Regions from separate parts of the Homo sapiens genome. Here region 1 is linked to region 2. A link is an interaction called in ENCODE POLR2A ChIA-PET data of the cell type or tissue named here. Cell type or tissue: A673. All regions are shown on one strand. Links, peaks and the distances in the headings refer to the core of each region. The heading gives the core; the rest is flanking DNA.

Region 1 (9,525 bases), core at 2,709-5,208, 320 kb after region 2:
CCTAAGGGCTTAAATACAAAGAATATAAGAAGTGCAAGAAGTCCAATCTATAATATATAGGAGTTTAATCCTGCTCTCTCTAGCTCCCTGCTTAAGTGCAAAAAGTCTGGCTCAGTCTACCTCTCACTCAGAGCTGCCTCCACTAGAGCTCTCCAAAGGGGTGGCACAGCTCACTCTCTCTTTGACTGTGACTCTCATTTCCTGTATCTCTATATTCCCAGGTAATAGTGGCCCTGCCTTGGGCGTCCATACTTTAAAGGAGTCTATTCTTATCCTCTTCTGGTCTTCCCCTTCTTATGAGGGTAAGACATCTTATAGATCAAGGGAACTTACTCAGAGGCTGTAACTGCCTGCTGCCATTTCTAAACCATAGTTCAGGAACCTGGAACTCTGGCATAAGTGCCCCAAGCTCAGTTCCAGAGTCTTTGCAGTCTTCCTCCCTAGATCCATTTTCCGATGGCAGATTACACACTAGAGTATATGCAACTCTAGGCCTGAGGGATGGCTACAGGGCCGCCGTTTAAAGGGACGTGAAAAGACCTTGAACATGCAGGCTGTGGTGTCTGCGTGGATGTGCATCGGGCCTCTTGTGGTAGAGGACAAAATGGGATGGAAAGAGAAGGTAGGAAAATACTAACAGCAATTGAATTATCTTTTTTATTAGCAAGTACATAACAAATAGTTTAGATTAAAAGTAAACAATCATTAAACGTTAGGAATTACAGGCAAATAGAAGAGTTTAAACTTGAATATGTAATATTTGAAAGAGTTTTTTAATTAAGTTACATAACCATGCTGTCTAAATTAAATGAGATTTTGCCCCACCTTGTTGAGTCTGCATACAGGCATACAGAGTTGCACATACTTTAGGAAGTGACCCAAGCTCTAGTTGGATGGTTAGTAGAGTAGAAACCCATGTACAGATGTTTGGGTGCTTTCCAATAAAAATAAGCCATTTGCTTTTCTTCTCAGTACTGAAGAAGGATGAGCAAAAATATTAAAAGGCAAAGATAAACAGGCCTTGCTGAATTGTCCAAGACTGACTCCATTTAGGTCAAGGTCATATGATATATCCGTGTGGTTTTAATTATATTGTTTTCTAGTGAGCATTATGGGTGTGTCTGATTCCAATTTTAATTATTTCATATACTTTTTCAGTTGCCTGTGCTATAATAAACCACATTCTTCAGCATTAAATCAATCAGAACTCCACCTAATTTCAGTGGCGATATTTTATGAGGCTAAGCTAAATATTTGTACCTAGTATCTCAGAAGCCAACAACAATCTGTGGATTAAAAGATAGCTTTTGTGTATAGAAGAAATGTCCTTTGTTTTGTCATACAATTGCTAAAAGAACTACTTCTAGTAAAACAGTGTATAGGAATTTATCATTTACACCATCAGAAGCAGTTTTCATTATTTCGAACAACTATAAAAATAAAAATTGCAGGTTAAAATAAATGGTGCATAAATTAATAGTTAAAACTAGTGTAGTTGAGCCCCCCAAAATCTTAATTATTCTGAAGATTCAGTATCATTGTACTTTTAAGAGTATTAATTTTATGATAAGCATCTTTAGGCCTCTTCATGAAAATGATTTTACAATAACTATAGTAAAGCAGGGTGATATCGTTTTGGATACATGTCCCTGCTCAAATCTCATGTTGAATTGCAGTCCCCCAATGTTGGAAGTGGGGCCTGGTGGGAGGTGATTAGATCATAGGGGTGGATTTCTCATGAATGGTTCAGCACCATCCTCTTGATGCTGTCCTTACAATAATGAGTTATCATGCAATCTCGTTGTTTAAAAGTATGTGACACCTTCCCCTCTCTCTCCCTCTTGTTTTTGCTGTGTGACTTACAAGCTTCTGCTTCACCTTCCACCATGATTGTAAGCTTCCAGAGGCTTCCCCAGAAGGAGATGCCAACTCCATGCTTCTTGTGCAGCCTGCAGCACCGTGAGTTAATTTATCCTCTTTTCGTTATAAATTACACAGCCTCCGCTGGGTGCCGTGGCTCACACCCGTAATCCCAGCACTTTGGGAGGCCGAGGTGGGTGGATCACAAAGTCAGGCATTTGAGACCAGCCTGGCCAACATGGTGAAACCCTATCTCTACTAAAAATACAAACATTATCCGGGCGCGGTGGTGGGCCCCTGTAATCTCAGCTACTCCGGAGGCTTAGGCAGGAGAATTGGTTGAACCCGGGAGGTGGAGGTTGCAGTGCACTGATATCGTGCCACTGCACTCCAGCCTGGGTGACAGAGCAAAACTCTGTCTCGGAAAAAAAAAAAAAAATTACCCAGTCTCGGGTATTTCTAGCAATGTGAGAATGGCCCAATACGTAGGGAGAGAGGCTGGGTTTGGAAAAGTTGTAGCTTCTCTTCAACCCTTGCTGTAAACTACAGATTTTTAAGTAACTGTTATTTCAAAATGTATTCCTTGAAACGATACTGCCACATGGATATATAAATGAGGTGCATTGCTTTGGAGGGCTCTACCATCATTATTATTCCAGCTATCTGAGTAGATACATGCCTTGTTAAAGCATTAAATAATGAGGTCACACTTCAATAGCTAATTACAGCCTCTGTCTTCTGTTTTCTGTAAATGCATGTATGTGCGTGTTTCTAGCCCTATGGACATAATCAAATCTCCAGATGAGTAGTCTAATCTATTATTGTAGCAAAACTAAAATCGTCAGAATTTTGTATTCTCATTTTCATATTTGGTATGGTTATTCATATAAATGGTTAGTTTAAAAATCAAACAAAACATCTTTTCCACCATTACAAAAATCATTTAGATTACAGGGGAGTGTATCTCCATTGTTCATTAGAATAAAAAGTAACAAATAATATTATTTGCCAAGTCAACCTTTTAAAGTCTTTATTATCTAATATAAAGCAATATGGAAAAGAAATTTGATTTTCACTGAAATTCAACACACTCATCAAACCTTCAGTTTTGGTGAACCATTGATGTTACGTAAAAACTCTAAAATTTAGGATGATAGAAAGAAAATGTACCCTTATCATAAATTTACAATCATATTGTTTAGACTGCATGCAATGTATTTATTTATTTGTAGTGACTCAAAGGGTTACGAAAGACAGTGGTTGAATTGTCAACATTTCTCTAGTATTTATATAGTAAGACTGAAATAATGAGAGTGATTTATTGTTCTTGGATAGGACCCTGATTTTGAAAAAGATTAAATGGCCCCAGTTACAGCTAACATTGTACAGTATAAGAATTTTCAGAAATAAGTGACTATAATAGTTTTTTTCTAAAAAGGAACAGCAAAGAAACCCAAATTTGTTGCATCAAATAATATGTTGAATCATTCAATTATATGAATTTTATTTAAAAATACATATTTAAGATAATAATGTTACTATTAGCAAAAATAAATTAAGGATTAAAAGTAAATTATAATGAAACCATAGAGATGCCATACTTGGTATATTGGAAAATCCCTTTGTAATTTTAAAAATTCTACCGTATTTTTGCTCACTTAATCTTTAAAATACTTAGAGAAATAGGGAGAATATTAAATTCTGGTTCTAATTTAGGAATAGCTTATTGGAATAGGACGGAATGCTCTATAATATCTTGCTATTACTGGTAAAAGAAAAATGTTTATCTGGTCCATTTTGACTGTATATTAATGACAACCAGTGTGGTGAATGTAGACCCCCAAACATTCAATCGTTTGGAGTCCTACAAGTAATCTGTCCTGCTGATTCAGATACTGAGATATCATCTGGATATTTCCTTGTAAACATGATCCTTGTAATGAAAATAATGATGTTGATTTGTGCTTCTCCTCAACATGTATGTCCCAAGAAGGGGCAGAGATTGGTCTCTGTTCTAGGATGATTTCTTTACAATTACCATTGCGCTATTGATTGTTTTCACTTCATTTAAACTTAGAATATAGATTAGATCTGTGCATATAGTTGTTAATGACATTCTGTTAACAGCAGCAAGATAAAGTTGCCAGTACCATGGCAAGAATATTTTATTAATTGTCCAGTCTGGGCACTGGGCCAAGGTAAAACCAACAGGATAAATGGTTCATTGCCATTGCTTTCAAAAGAAGATTATAGGACTGTTCTTTCCTTTTGAACATTGGCTCAATTCCCATTCTTTAATTAATCTGCAAGAGGCTGACACTATTGTCTTTCCTAATTTTCTTGTTTTGGAATTGCCTAATGGATTTCCTCTCTTATCTCTGTACTCACATCCCATTGTTCCTACTATGTTATTGCATATAATTTATACAAATTCTAATTGCATGTAATTTATTCAAATTCTTAGTTTTCCTGCCTTTATTTCAATTCCTTAATACTAAACTTTATGCTTACCTCACTCCTAGGTTCTTTCTTCATAATGCTAATCTACAGATATTAAGAGTTACACACACACACACACACAGAGAGGCAGACAGAGAGAGAACAGAGAGAGGTCAGAAATGTGTATATCACATTTTAGTCAAGAAGTTAAATTTTTATCAGAAATGGTTCAGAGATTACAAGGTAAAAAATCATTTAATTAAGTTGTAAATGTGTCTTGAAGCATGTTATCAGCCAAAGCAATGGGGTGCGACATTATAATGATGGTACACTGAAGTAAGAAATTGTTCATGAATGCATTTTCCCTAGGCCTTCTGTGATACTATATGGATTTCATTGTTTAGAAAGAGGCTTTTAAAAACTGTTGTGTTTTTGATTAGGCAACTTAAAACTAAGAGCTCATTTGTGCCTTGGATAGGAGCTTTGTTAAATAAAAACCAGTTCGTATTAACTTTATGATAAATGAACCTCAACAATATTATATCAAGGCATGTAAGCATAACTACAAAATGGCATATAATCAAATACACATCAATTAAAAAGAAAACTTATGTAACTAAAATATTTTACCTAAATGAAAAAATCTACATACAGATATTAATAGCATTGTTCAATGTTATCTGTAAAAAAGCTGAATATGCTTATGATATAGAAGTTTGTTGTGCACCCAACCTAAATAGATGCCATGATTTAAATGTTGATGTGGTGTCCATTTATTTTGAGTCTATAATTAGAAAATGTTAGTAACACGACTATTAACTAATGGAAAAAACACAAAACTTTGTTTGGTCAAACATAAACCACAAAGAAGCCTTTTCAGTGTTCTATGAGATGAAACGATACATAGATCTATAACAAGTCTAAGTACATGATATTTTCTGTTTTTGAAAAGTAAGATAATTTAACTAATAAAAAACTAGTGACCAATGACTGTGACATGGACTATTTTTAAAAAAAGAACTACATCTACCAACACATCTAATTATTCAGGAAATAATTTTGTCTTTGCTTAGAAAAAATTTATGGTAGTTAAGCTATAATTTTTCCTTTAAACAAGCATTTAAGGGAATGATCAGAAAAACATCTTATATTCTTTTAACATTCCAATGAGGAGTCCATAGTCCTAAGGGAGTAGAAATGTTGTTACTAATAAAGTTAGTATAATTGCAATACTAATGTGTCAGTGTCAATATGTATGCTAGATATGTTTCAGTAAACAGTGCAAAGGCTAAGATTTATTTTTGCATACATGCGATAAAAAGGTGATTCTTGTGATAATTTGGAACTTCCTAGAATAATATATTTACTTAAAAACATTCCACTCTAAATTTATAAATCTAAAATGTTAGGGAGAATTCATAAGAACACCAGTCAACATTGATACACTTGACTAATTACATCTCTATAAGTTCATAAGATTCAGTCCATAAGCCATACTTTAAAAATAGACCTTGCTATTCTGTAGTGGAAACACACATACACAACCAACATAATTACCTAAGATAAACTTATCTTCTGAGCACACGAGAAAAGTTTAGAAATTTCCTAAACCCTATTCAAATGATAATATTTGCTAACATAGCTGAGGTGGGTCTTCAGGCTGCTGTGGGATCTTAATATAAATCATGATGGCATTGAGCAAAGTATTAAATATTCTTTGAAGGATATTTTTGAGCTGTTTCCCTAGTGTGTCTATGAGAATCTAGCCCTAATCAGAATCTGACATTCCTCAGGGGATTAGACTAGTTATTTTAGGCACAAAACTTCTCATAGTTTATATCAGAAAACCTTAGAACATAAACTAAATATCTGTGGAAAAGCTTGAGTGGATTCAGACATCATTTTCAAGGAAAAACAAGCAATTCTATGTGAAGGCATCCCTTGCAATCAATTCTATAGTAAGGTGGGATAGGAGCTTAAAGGAAAGGATGGAGACGTGACTGCTAAATCTTTATGACAGAATATCAGCAATGCTTCTCACACACCTAGGGCCCCAAAAGGAATAAAATCTCACTTTTTTATTAATGTCTTAATTTAAATTTAAAATTAAGTTTATTAATTTTCTGGAATCCATTACTGTTTTAAACTGCTTTATGGAGCAACACAGTTTTCTTTTTAGTTGATGCATCTTCACTTTGATGATTCTTATTGATGAAACAAAATTAAAAAAAAACTTCGAGGATACACTGGAGAAGTCCAGCTGTAGTTTTGCAATAAATAGAAAAAGATATTTTCACCAAATATTCTTTTATTTAAACCATTTTATAGATATGCAACTTCAATGGGACAACTTATCCAGTGTTTCCCCAACTTTTGTTTTTTCCTAATAAGGATCCTCTTGAATAGTATTTCAATGTCTCCCAGAATTCTATCCTAGGGGAAGAAAAACATCTCCTCAGATCAAGTTGAACAAATTCCCTATTAGAAATGAGAACAATATAATAATATCAGATGGGGCTTTTTGTTCGTTTGCAAGTGTAACAGATGTCAAATTCGAGCTAACTTTAGCACCAAAAAATGACTTACTGGTTTAAGTAAGCTGAAGACACTGAGGCAGCTCACAGAGTCCATAGCTTAGATGCAAGGACTGGGCTTCAAAGGGCTGAAGTAGGATAACCTCTTATCCAGTGCTCTGCCTCTCTCCCTCTCTTGCTGTTAGTTTCTTTTTCTCTCAGATTAAAAAACAAACAAACAAACAATCTTGGCCTGTCTTTTCCTGTTCACACCTCATCCTCTTAAAGCAAACTGACTTCCCCAGGTGTCTGTTGATTATGCTCTTTGCAGCCCAAATTTAACAACTCAGTGGGCAAGAAGTGCTGGCATTGCCCAGAGTCAATGTAACTGTCGCAAAGATAAATGCTGATTCCCTTAACATTTCCATTTCTTGACCTAATTGTTGTTATTAGAAGGATAGAAAACTGTGAAGAGTCAAAACTAGGTCATATGTGGTCAAAGGATAGAGTCTTCTAAGAGAAGGAAAGCTGGCAATAGGCAGTAGCTACTGCATTCTATTAATTACAAACTGAGATGTATCCTTTTGTCAAGAAGCTTAGAACTAAATGGATGCCTTCCCTTCAAAATAGTCTTATCCTAGGTCCCCCTGTATCTATGTTCCTATTTGTTTTAACTTTTCTTGTTAAATAATGATTATATTTCTTAAACATGTTTAGTACTATAAGTCACTTCAAAATTACTTTGGAGATACATAGTATATATTACAAAAATGTAATAAATCATATGCCACTGGGTTTCTAGTAGATCAAAGCATTATCTATTTTAGAAAAGTTAAATGAAGTATAGTAGTTTTATCTTAGCAAATGTAGACAGCTATTCATGCAAAGAATGTGGCTAAAAATATAAAGGACTTTACAATCTATTGGCGCTGCCCACTGGGTGACTTAAACAGTAGTTAAACTAGATTCAGCTGTGACTTTAATTGTTGATGCCATGTAAAAATAACTCCTGGATGTGATTTAATATTCTTGCTTCTGGAAATACTTGAACTAATTTATAAACACTAGAGGTGACTGAACATAGGCAGTGACCTAGTATTATGAGATGTTGCCAAATCATAATGAAGTTTCCAGAGAATGCAATGAGAAACAATGTATAACATTTCTTAGCCATTGTATTTTTAAAATGATATGTTTGGATGTAGGTTGTCATACACTTGGTTGAAGTTTATCAGTGGATAATAAAGATGTTAAATGTAAACAGTGAATGATAGTAACATATAAGGTTTTTTAAGAGTGCTAAGAAGGTGTACTAAAGGTATCAGTTGAACTCTTTGGTTTCTACAAAAATGTTTTTCAACTTAACTCCCCACTGTCCCTGGACATAGTGTATGGAAGGATATGACCTGAGAGTTAGGATGTCTATCAAACCACTCACTTAGAAATTAAAGAGATGGCCTGATAAATATATTATTCACTGCCTACAGTGAAAAATTCATTTGATGTCCCATCTCTACCAGGAACAAATTGCTTTCCACTCGTAAAAGCCACCCATGAAATCCTGGAAGCCTTCTCAAAATGTATGTGTCTCTAAAATTGTTACTGGGATGATCAAGTCTCCATTCCTTCAGAATTCTTTCTTGGTTCTCCAATTTTTGGAATTTCAATCAGGTGATACCAGACGGGACTAGTCCCTCCTGACTTTTCCAAAGAGGACCTTCTGTTTTCACTGAAAGATTCTAAAATTCTATACAAAATCTGTTATTGATGCTAAAGAATTAACCAAAGAACAATTTCAAGCTTGAATGTGAGTTGAGCCAGGCAGTGTAGGAAACTGAATAACGGTCACCTACAGATATGAAGTCCTAATCCCTGGAACTTGTAAATGTTACCTTATTTAGAAAATGGGTCCTTGGGCCGGGTGCCTGTAATCCCAGCACTTTGGGAGGCCAAGGCAGGTGGATCACCTGAGGTCAGGAGTTCAAGACCAGCCTGGCCAACATGGTGGAACCCCATCTCTACTAAAAATACAAAAATTAGCTGGGCATGATGGTAGGTGCCTGCAATCTCACCTACTCAGGAGGCTGAAGCGGGAGAATTGCTGGAACCTGGGAGGCAGAGGTTGCAGTGAGCCGAGATCACGCCTTTGCACTCCAGCCCAGGTGGCAACAGTGAGACTCTGTCTCAGGAAAAAAAAAAAAAAAGAAAGAAAGAAAGAAAAAGAAAAAAAGAAAAAAGAAAGAAAAATGGGTCTTTGCAGATGTAACCAAATTAAGCAAATTAAGGATCTTAAACTGAGGAAATTTCTCTGGATAGTCTGATGGGTCCTAAATCCAATGGCCAGTGTCCTTATAAGAGACACACAGAAGAGAGACATACACAGAGGAGGAGGAGGCAATGTGACCACAGGGGCAGAAATTGGAACCCCAAGTCAAGGAACACTTGACACCACCAGAAGCTGGAAGGGACAAGGATCAGAATCTCCCATATGCCCTCTGGAGGGAATATGGCCTGCTGACACCTTACTGTTGGACATCTGGCTTCCAGAACTGTAAAAAGAATAAATTTCTGTTGTTTTATGTTACCCAGTTTGTGGTAATTTGTTATGGTAGTCCTAGGAAACAAATATACAGATTCCTACAGTCCTAGGAAACAAATAAAACTAAACTACAGTGGCCAAAGGAAGTTTTTCTTGCAGGTCCTACTGTGCATG
Region 2 (9,525 bases), core at 2,609-5,108:
CAAGTGCAATACACAGATCAAGAGTTGAGTTCCAGTGTTCGATAGCCCAGGAGGGAAACTACTGTTACAATAACTTATTGTACATTTCAAAATAGCTGAAAGAAAGATTTGGAATTTTCCCAACACAAAGCAAGGGCAAACATATGAGGCATTGTATATCCCAATTACCCTAATTTGATCACTACACATTGTATGCATGTGTTAAAATATTGCATGTACCTCAGGAAGGTATATGATCATTATGTATCAGCAAAAAAAAGGTTTGAGGCCACTTGTCTAGTTCCTCAGCCTTTGTGACGATCTCTCCTAAGAAACTCATTTTTGTGTGTGTGTGTGTGTGTGTGTGTTTTTTTTTGAGATGGGGTCTCACTCTGTCGCCAGGCTGGAGTGCAGTGGCGCGATCTCGGCTCACTGCAAACTCCAACTCCCTGTTTCAAGCGATTCTCCTGCCTCAACCTCCCAAGTAGCTGGGATTACAGGCACACACCAACACTCCCAGCTAATTTTTGTATTTTTAGCAGAGACGGGGTTTCACCACGCCAGCCAGGCTGTTCTCGATCTCCTGACCTCGCAATCCACTCGCTTCGGCCTCCCAAAGTGCTGGGATTACAGGTGTGAGGCACTGTGCCCGGCCAGAAACTTTTTTTAAAAAAATTAAATAAAAGCATGTAAAATTTCATTTTATAAATAAGGCCATTTCTATTTTATTTCTATTATTATCCACAGATATTTATTTATTTATTATTTTTATTTTTATGAGAAAATTCAAATTTATTTTAATGTCATGTCATTTTCAATGTGCTTAAAAACCTCATAAATTAGTAGGAGCCCTAGTTTCCTGGGACAGCATGCCAGATGTACTGAAATTTGTCACCTTTCCCTACAAACCCCTAGAAATTTAATCCAAGTCCATAGCTTCAGAAAGCTAGGAGTTGTATCTTCAGACAGTCTACTCCTCTGGTTCTTGGTTTTTCTTTCAAGGGAAGGAGATCACAATATTTCAAACAGTGAACAAAACCAGTTGAGCTTCCAGCTCAGTTTTCTGTAGAATGGAGCAGGGAAGACCCCACTGACTCCAGAGAAAAGGGTGAGGTTGAGATGGATTATTTCTTTACAGCTTTGTGAAAATGGAAGAAAAAAGATTGACTAATTCAGATCCATTTCATAGATAAGAATCGCTTCATAAATGAAGGCTCCAGCTCCTAAAATGGGAGGGGCCTGGCTGGACAGCCTGAATCAGATGAGGAATTGGCCACACTGAATAAAAACAATCTGAAAAATAATCCTAATTTTGAAGCCAGATAAAATACTTGGGGAGAATGGAAAAAAGGAAAAAGCCCCAAACGGATGAAAAAATGCTAACATCAGAATGGTATAAAAAAATTTGGCTGAGTTTTCAGTGGTGGTGGCCAATTTAGCCTGGTTCTGTAGTAGGGTCACAAACCTTGACCAAGCAGAGAGTAGTAGAAAAGGCTAGAAAGAGGGGCTTGAAGACTATGAATTTTGACCCCTGATTTTATTATTCAATTTCTTTTTTTCATCTAAAGTAGTCTTCCGTGCCCAGGAAGCCTCGCCTCCCAAGACCAGAGTCAGTTGGAGCCGGTTGTTGTTGGAAAGGAGTGGGTTGGGTAACTGGGGTGGAGGCAGGGAGACCCCCACTCTGCTGGATGTCCTAGGTGGAGAAGAAGAACTGCACTTCACAGAGTCTGGGGTGTAGTGGGAAGGGGATGAGGCAGGAGCAGCAAGCTGGGGAGATGGGACCCACCTCAGTCCCCAGCTTCATTTTCTTCTAATATTTCCCCACTGGTGGCATTTTCTGCAGTCTTGGAGGCCTTCTTTTTTTTTTCTGGGTTTTTCGACTTGCAGAACTCGAGCAGGGCCTTTAGCTCTGCATCCTGGACCTCCATCTCAGACTTGTAGAGGTCAGGCTTGAGGGGACTACTGGTTATCCGCATGGGGCCACTGGGCATGAGCAGAACTGTAAATTTAAACTGGGCAAAAAATTCACTCTCCTTCTCATGGAGAACATTAAATGGTTGCAGCAGTTCATGTTTGGCACACTCCACCACACCTATCCGAGCCTTCTTCTCATCTTCAAATGCTCTTAAAGTAAACAGCATGACATCAAAACGCCTTTCCATCCACTGAAGAAGGCACGTGAAGTTTTCATTTTCAGTCCATACTCTTCAGGAGTGTCTCATTTGTAAATAGGGGTTCTCTGTCCTGCATCCTTGGCCTTGCCCTCTCCTGAGCTGATGAGAACATCCACAGCGTATACTTCATATACCTCAAATTCATCTTTTTCGTGGTCCTTCTTCTGCTGGTCTGTGGGATTCTGGATAACGGTTTTTTCTCCATCGATGACATGCTGCTTCAACTGGTGTGACAGCATACCTTCTATTGGCTTGTAGTTAAATTACTGGGCAACTTTGTTCCAGGCTTCTGTCACTTGTGTGTTCTGATTTCCAGGTTTGACCAGGCGTAGGGCAGCTTCAGCACAAAGGTGAGCTGCCTTAATAACATCTGCTTTCCTCCCTGTTACTTGGGTCCCCTGAGCCACATCAACCACAAAAGTATGAGCTACATTAGCGATGAAGCCATCCACATAGACCCCAAGGTCAATTTTTACCAAGTCACCTTCCTTGAGAATATAATCCTGGCCACTCTCCAAAGGGGAGAAGTGACATACACAGTTATTTACTGAAATACTGGTGGGAAAAGCAATGCCTTTCTTCATTTCCTTTTCTTTCTTGAAGATTTTCCCTGTTTCTTCCATAATCACGGCATCACTTTTCTCACACAGGCTCAGTACCAATACACCTGAGCTAGATGCTTCCACCAAGGACCTAAGTACCCGGTGGGCAATGTCGCCCCCCATCTTATACTTGGTCACAACCAGGTCTTCAGCGATAGTTTGCTTCTGCTGCTCGTCCTCACCCTACATCTTCCTACCACCACCACTGCAGCCTCATTTCTCCTGAGCCGCCGCCTCTGTCTCCCTTCCTTGCCGCAGGCTTTGGTCAGAGCCCCCTGGATCCTTGAGGAGAGGGTGAGCGAAAGCGCGAGCTAGCAAGGGAGCGGGCAGGCAGGCGAGCGTCATCCACAGATATTTAAATGAAAGAGACAAGCATACCACACCTTAAAATTTTGAGAATTGAGGAAAGAAAGACATTCTTTTTCTATGAACATGCCAAGCGGGATCCTAACTTAGGGTGTTTGCATTAGTTATTTCCTCAGCTGGAAAGCTGTTTCCCCAGAGCTTCCTTCTCATTCTTGACTCCTTCTTGCCATTCAGGTCTCAACTCAAACTTCGGTGAAAACTTTTTGATTAACTAAACTGCAGTCCCTTGGTGTTTCACTGGCATAGCACCTTAATATATTTTCACCTTGGCACTTTCATATTCTTATTGTATTCTTGATATATTGGCTATTTGCTTACTGTCTACCTTCATCAACGTGAATGTAACTACCAAGAAAGTAAAGACTTTGACTGTCTTGGAGTTGAGTGTTGTATTACTAGTACTTTGAGTATCTGGTGTCACATAATATCTAATCAATAAATAAATGTTTAAAGAATGAATGACATGAAAGCAATAGTGATTGAGTAGAATGAAGCCTCTTCAGATGAATTATATTGGACACAAGAAAAAATAGCTGGGATGTAAAATGAGCTAAAATAGCAGTTAAATAGGTATTAACAAACTGGTTCAAGAGTGTAATTCACTTCATATTGACCAGCCAGAGGTAATAGCAAGCAGCTTTCTAATTGAACAGGGCCCAAACAATATGGTTACTTATGACTAATTAAATTAATCATCTTCGACTTTGTTAAGTGTCTTATAGATGTTTAAAATATCTAAGAAGTATTTACTATATCTATATGATTTATTAGAGGTCATTCTCAATATTCACGGAACACTAAGGAGCTGCCAAGCTTCATTTGAAATGCTGGGGATACAATGGTGAATTAGAAAGCATTCACTGCCTTCAAAGAACATACTCTGCTGTCTAGAGTCTGGAGGAGGATACAGGACAGGAGACTGGTGGGGCCACCATGTGGCGAGTGTTAAGATATTGCCAAATAGTGTTACGGGAGCACAATGGAAGGGCATAAAAGGTCACAAAAACTTCCTTGAGAATGTAAAATCTAGGATAAATAAACTTGTAGGAAAGCTACAAATTAGCTAATCAAATGTGAAAGTTGGTAAAAGGGCAAATGACCCAAGGAGGTGAAAGATTCCAAGGTCACATAGGGAAGCTTAGGAACATACGTATATTTGTGCAATAGAGCATGAGGGAATGCAGTGAGCATACCCCACCAAATGATCATGTTGGTGCTTTGTTAAAAATGATTTAGTGCATCACTGCATTTACCCAGCGTTAGTGAACTATGGTCTTTCTTACTCTAATGGAAAATAAATTCCCAGTGTGTCACATAACTTGTGGAGAAGGACAAAATAACTTCATTTAAGAATTTTGGTGATTTAGAAAAAGCATCTAATTTTGAAAATCGGTTTTATTCATTGAGTATTGAATGTCTGCTCTCTGTCAAGCGTTGTGGTCAATGCTGAATGCAGGGTGGAGAACAAAACAGATAGAAAGCACACTGCTGTGGATCTTGAAGACTGTGCCATTGGAAGCATCTTTGGAAAGGGCTCTGCATTGTTCTGAGGGCCACAGTCAGTAGTAGCAATGGTGAATTTTTCCCCATGGCTTTATAGGCAGTAGATATCAATGAGAAAGCAAAGCAGATATTGTAGATGCCATGTGGTGGCTATGGAGCAAAGCCTAACTTTAAGGAAGCACATCAGAATCCTCCTTAGTGTTTCTTGGAAATACTTGATGAATTGGGGTAACTTTGTAGGGGAGATAGCTGAGATTCTTTGTAGGCAGAAACAAGAACAGGTCCTTTACTGAATGCTGACTATTAATGTTAAGGTGACTTAATTCATATCCACAGATAGGTAAGGCCTGATGATCTGCAGATTATTCTCATGATCAAGTTACGATGGATTCTTATACTTTCGTATACCATGACACCATGGGTAAAAATAGTATTAATGTCACGCTTTCAGGCACAGACACATTTGCTGGACCCTAGTGCACAATATTGGCATAATAATTTTATCTGCTGGAGTTGAGTGCTCCTTCTATGGGTTGCAGTAAGCAGACAGATCTCCTTTAGGGTAGCAATAAAAGTAAACTAGTGATTTTTCCAGCCCATTCAGGTGTAGGTTATTCATGTGATAGTAAAAGTTCATATGCACAATTTTAAAACACTAAAATGGGTCAAGACTGAACAAGAGATTTTGTAAAACACACAGGTGTTGATGATGGTATCTCTTTCTCTTGAAAGCCAGGATGGAAAGAATGTTTTTAATCAAGAATCTGGACAGCTTATTGGGGAGTGCTGGAGCAGCCTCAGAGAGTGGCTTTTAAATTTCACTTTATAACATTTTACAAAAATTAGATGGCAGAATAGAAAACTTCTAAAGAGGTACTAGAAGGCACTGATTCTCTTTATTTTATTTGATTGTTTTAAATCAAAATGATAAACTTAGAGCTCTATTCCATTATATTTTAAACCTGTCATTTTGAGCTAACTTGTCATTTATCTATCTTTTTATGCTGTAAAGTTTATTGGAAATAAGTTAATTCATTTTAATAAATGCTTTGTGCTTTTAGGAGTGAAAAAATCCCACTTGCATTAAATAAAAATACTATTATGATTGCATCTGTAATCATTTCTGTCATGGGAAAATGGTGTTTCTCTAAACCTCTAATGAGATCTGTGCAGGTGTTTGTATATTTGCCATAAATCTGTACCCACACAAAGTTCATTCTGTGGCATAAAAATAAATCATCTCATTCAGGTGGAATTGAGCTCTGACTCAAGAATACTCCTTCTCACTTCTCTTTCCAAAATCAAAGCAACACTTACATTTCCACTGCCATATGCTATCTTTCTCAGCTCTCAAACTACTTATATATACTGGGTTCTTTTCCTTCTGTTATTTCAAAGACATGAGAGAAACTGGAGCATGAAAATGGATTTCAGCTTATGTAAAACCACGGAGTAGGTTTCCTTAGAGACTTAGGGAGGGGGTTTGTTCTGAAGTTATGATGAGTCATCACATACAGGCCTCTGGCCGAACTTGCTATCATATAGTATTTGCATATGAGTAAACAGAGTTGTTCTTTTCATAAGATTGATAAGCACTTCAAGCTTTTAAATTGGGGCCTTCCCCAGTTAAAAAAATATATTTGTATACTATATATAGTATAGATATAGTGCATACATATGTAATTTTTTCCTCAAAAGTTGAATATTGTAAGGATAGGAATACTTGCTTTCCCAAGATGGTGGATAAAGGGGTGGTATGTGGTTTTTATAATTATTTGCTCTAAATATGTAAATTCTGGTTTCTGCTTGGGCTGTGCCTTACTGGGTAAGCTTGGGGAAGTCCCTGATGCCTCCAGTATCTCAAGTTTCCATTTATAAAGTGATGGACTTAGAATTATTGTAAATGAGAGTCAAATCACTTATTGAGCTATTTTCATATATCTGAAAACTTAGAACCATAAAGACTGAGAATCCATATAACAGGGAGGATCATTCGCTTTATGACCTGGAGGTTCAAGACTACAAAGACACAAAGCAAAACCTTAACAGAGCACCAACACCCATTTTCAGTCTCCCCATGGGCAGCCCCCTGTGGGGGTGGTTTGTCCGTGCTCTCTGTCTACTCTCAAAGCAGCATACGCTTCTATAACCAGGAAGTTCAGGAAGAGCTTCATGTGCTTGGATTGATGGCAACATGGTGAAGGAAAACTATTGACAGATATGTGAACATGTTAATTCTTAATTTTATTATGAAATGACCAGCCAATGTTTATATTGAAAGCTAAACATATCTAATATCTGAGCACAATTTGAACATTAATATAATGTGGAGAAAATACAGAGGCCAGCTTCTCTGGCAGAGTGGACATGATTTTATCCATCACAGGATAAAGTTTCTGAAATTGTTAATATTTATTAAAATAACTTTCTTCTGTCCCTAAATATATAAATACATTTCATCCACAAAATTTAAGACATATAATGTATCTAGAAAGTTACTAAAATGTTCTTATATCCTGCAAAGCAACTACATGAAAACATGCATCTAGCTAATGAATTCAATAAGTATGTGTAATTGTAGAGTTCCTTTTCTTAGTTTTCTGTCCTTCATTCACATTCTATTGGAGTAACTCAAAGTGAGGCTGAATAGCATTTCATGCCTTCACAGGTATTAAGCAATTTCCATGAGAAAAAGCAGCTAGTTCAGTTCTCAATTCCAAAGATCACACAAGTGCTTTTCCTCTAAACAGCCCTATGCTTTGATTGTGGCAGGAGTGCTTTATGTGTTCTTCATACTTCCCATTGCCTCACACAGAATATTAAAAAGACCATGCCCAGAAGTCTACATTTAATAAAATTAACAATCATTATTGCTTCATCAAGGGCATTCTGAAGCAAAACTGGCTTATTTTTAAACACCAGTGTAGAGCAATGGAGAGTACAGTTAGCTGCCTCTGCCTTGATTCAAGCTAAGGCACTGTGCTGCTTCTGCTATTACTTTTGAACCAGCAGTGCAGATGTTAACGCAGTCAAAAGGGCAAATAATTTCATTATATTATTATGAATAATTTGCCCATACAGACTCCCTGAACGTGTCAGAGGGAGACCAAGAGGTTTGCTGACTACATTTAAGAACTGCTAGTTTTCATTTTTGGTGTCCCTTTGATGAGTTTTACAATCAATAATATACTAGTTTAATAAAAGAATTCAAAAATGTTCCTTTATTTGCCATGTTCTTGGACCACTTTCAGTAACAATGAAATTATCTGAACTTAAAAGTTTAGGGACACAACCCTATTTTAGTGTCTTTTGGGGAAGTGTCGCTTATGATAACCGTGTGTATTCCTTCCAAATTAATTATTATATTTATATTTCCTAACTCTTAGGAGGTTATTTCAAGTAATTTATATTTGCTAGAAGACATTTCATCAGATGTTCATCTTTTTTTTACATAGAATTAATCAAAGTGGACACTTATGATTTGATTAATTCCTTCATTGTGGATATTTCTTTTTTAAAATCATTTTTATACAACAAATTGGGTATTTTTCCCTTTTATCTTCATTTGGTTAAGTCTCCTTTATAGTTTTGTTATACTTTAAATCAACATTGTTTGCTTTTTACAATTAATTCTACATTTTAATGTTTCAAATTAATTACTTTCTGCTTTAAAAATGTCTTCTTTTGGCCAGGCACAGTGGCTCACGCCTGTAATCCAGAACTTTGGGAGGCTGAGGTGGGTGGATCACCTGAGGTCAGGAGTTCAAGACAAACTTGACCAACATGGTGAAACCCCATCTCTACCAAAAACAAAATAGAAAAAAAACAAAACAAAACCAAAAATTAGCCAGGCGTGGTGGTGGGTGCTTGTAATCCCAGGTACTCCAGAGGCTGAGGCAGGAGAATTGCTGAACCCCTGGAGGCAGAGGTTGCAGTGAGCCGAGATCGTGCCATTGCACTCCAGCCTGGGTAACAAGAGCGAAACTCCATCTCAAAAACAAACTTTAAAAAAAAGTCTTCTTTTTTAAGTTTGTCTGATTGTTCATGTTCTAACCACCTTATATAGATGTTTCTTTAACTTTAAAAATTTTTATTAATATAAAGAGTTAAGGCTATGGATTTTCTTTGGACCTTTGTTTTAACTGTAAAATATATTCTGTTATTTTGGTTTCCATTTTCTCTTGGACAGCAGAATTGTTTAAGAGAAGACTTCTGGGTGGATAGGAGGGTAATAGTATAGTTTTGCAATAGTAGTTATTTTTGCTGTTTTTAAAAATTTGTTTTAAGTTCTATTTTTATTGCATTGTGATTAGGAAAGCTAATACACACAACACACACACAGTAAATTTATTGCCTTTTTAAACCTAATATAAATATTGTTTGTGAATATTCCATGTGTTCTTAGAAAAAAGTTGTTAACTTTGTTTTCATTCTACTGACTTTGATGTATATCAAGTAGACCTACCTTAAAAATCATCACTCTATTTGTGTATTCTATTTTCTAATTTTGTGTTCACTTGAACTATCATTGACTAAGAGAAGTGAATTAAAGTTTCCTGCTCTTAACAGATTTCTATTTCTCCTTGTGCTGTCCCCCTGCTATACACTTTTTTCCTTCATGTGTACTAATGCAGTGCAGTCCTACCTGATATAGATATATTCATACTGTTAGATATTCATTTGGTTTGAAACCGGAATTGTATCTTCTCCATCTCATTTAATACCTTTCACTCTGAATCCAATCTCATCTAATACTGAAATTGCAATCTCTGATTTCTATTTGTGTTTGTCTAATATGTCTTTTCAATTTTTAAATTTTCAATCTTTTCAAATAATTTCATTCTTCTGCTCCATACTGACATATCATCTTTCCAAGTAACATGGCTCTGACGACTTCCTTG

The links. Peaks named below come from ENCODE experiments on the same cell type or tissue, not always from the same donor. Only the 100,000 strongest peaks of a DNase experiment are listed, where the experiment ranks them.
Region 1: POLR2A ChIA-PET joins it to region 2 with 8 read pairs; 1 of 35 experiments calls an interaction of 5 or more read pairs at or near these places.

The regions. Positions count from the first base shown.
Region 1 is chr6:112,935,728-112,945,252 of GRCh38, forward strand. It overlaps LOC107986635 (a long non-coding RNA gene), which reads left to right. Exons shown (of 3, transcript XR_001744307.1): 3 at 1,867-1,992. Among named protein-coding and RNA genes, the nearest start is that of LINC02518, 490 kb to the right of the region's middle. In A673, for the core only: no CTCF peak of the experiment used is centred there; a DNase peak (open chromatin) is centred at 4,064.
Region 2 is chr6:112,614,937-112,624,461 of GRCh38, forward strand. It overlaps the pseudogene PA2G4P5. Among named protein-coding and RNA genes, the nearest start is that of RFPL4B, 270 kb to the left of the region's middle. In A673, for the core only: a CTCF peak has its summit at 4,086 (motif pointing left); a DNase peak (open chromatin) is centred at 4,055.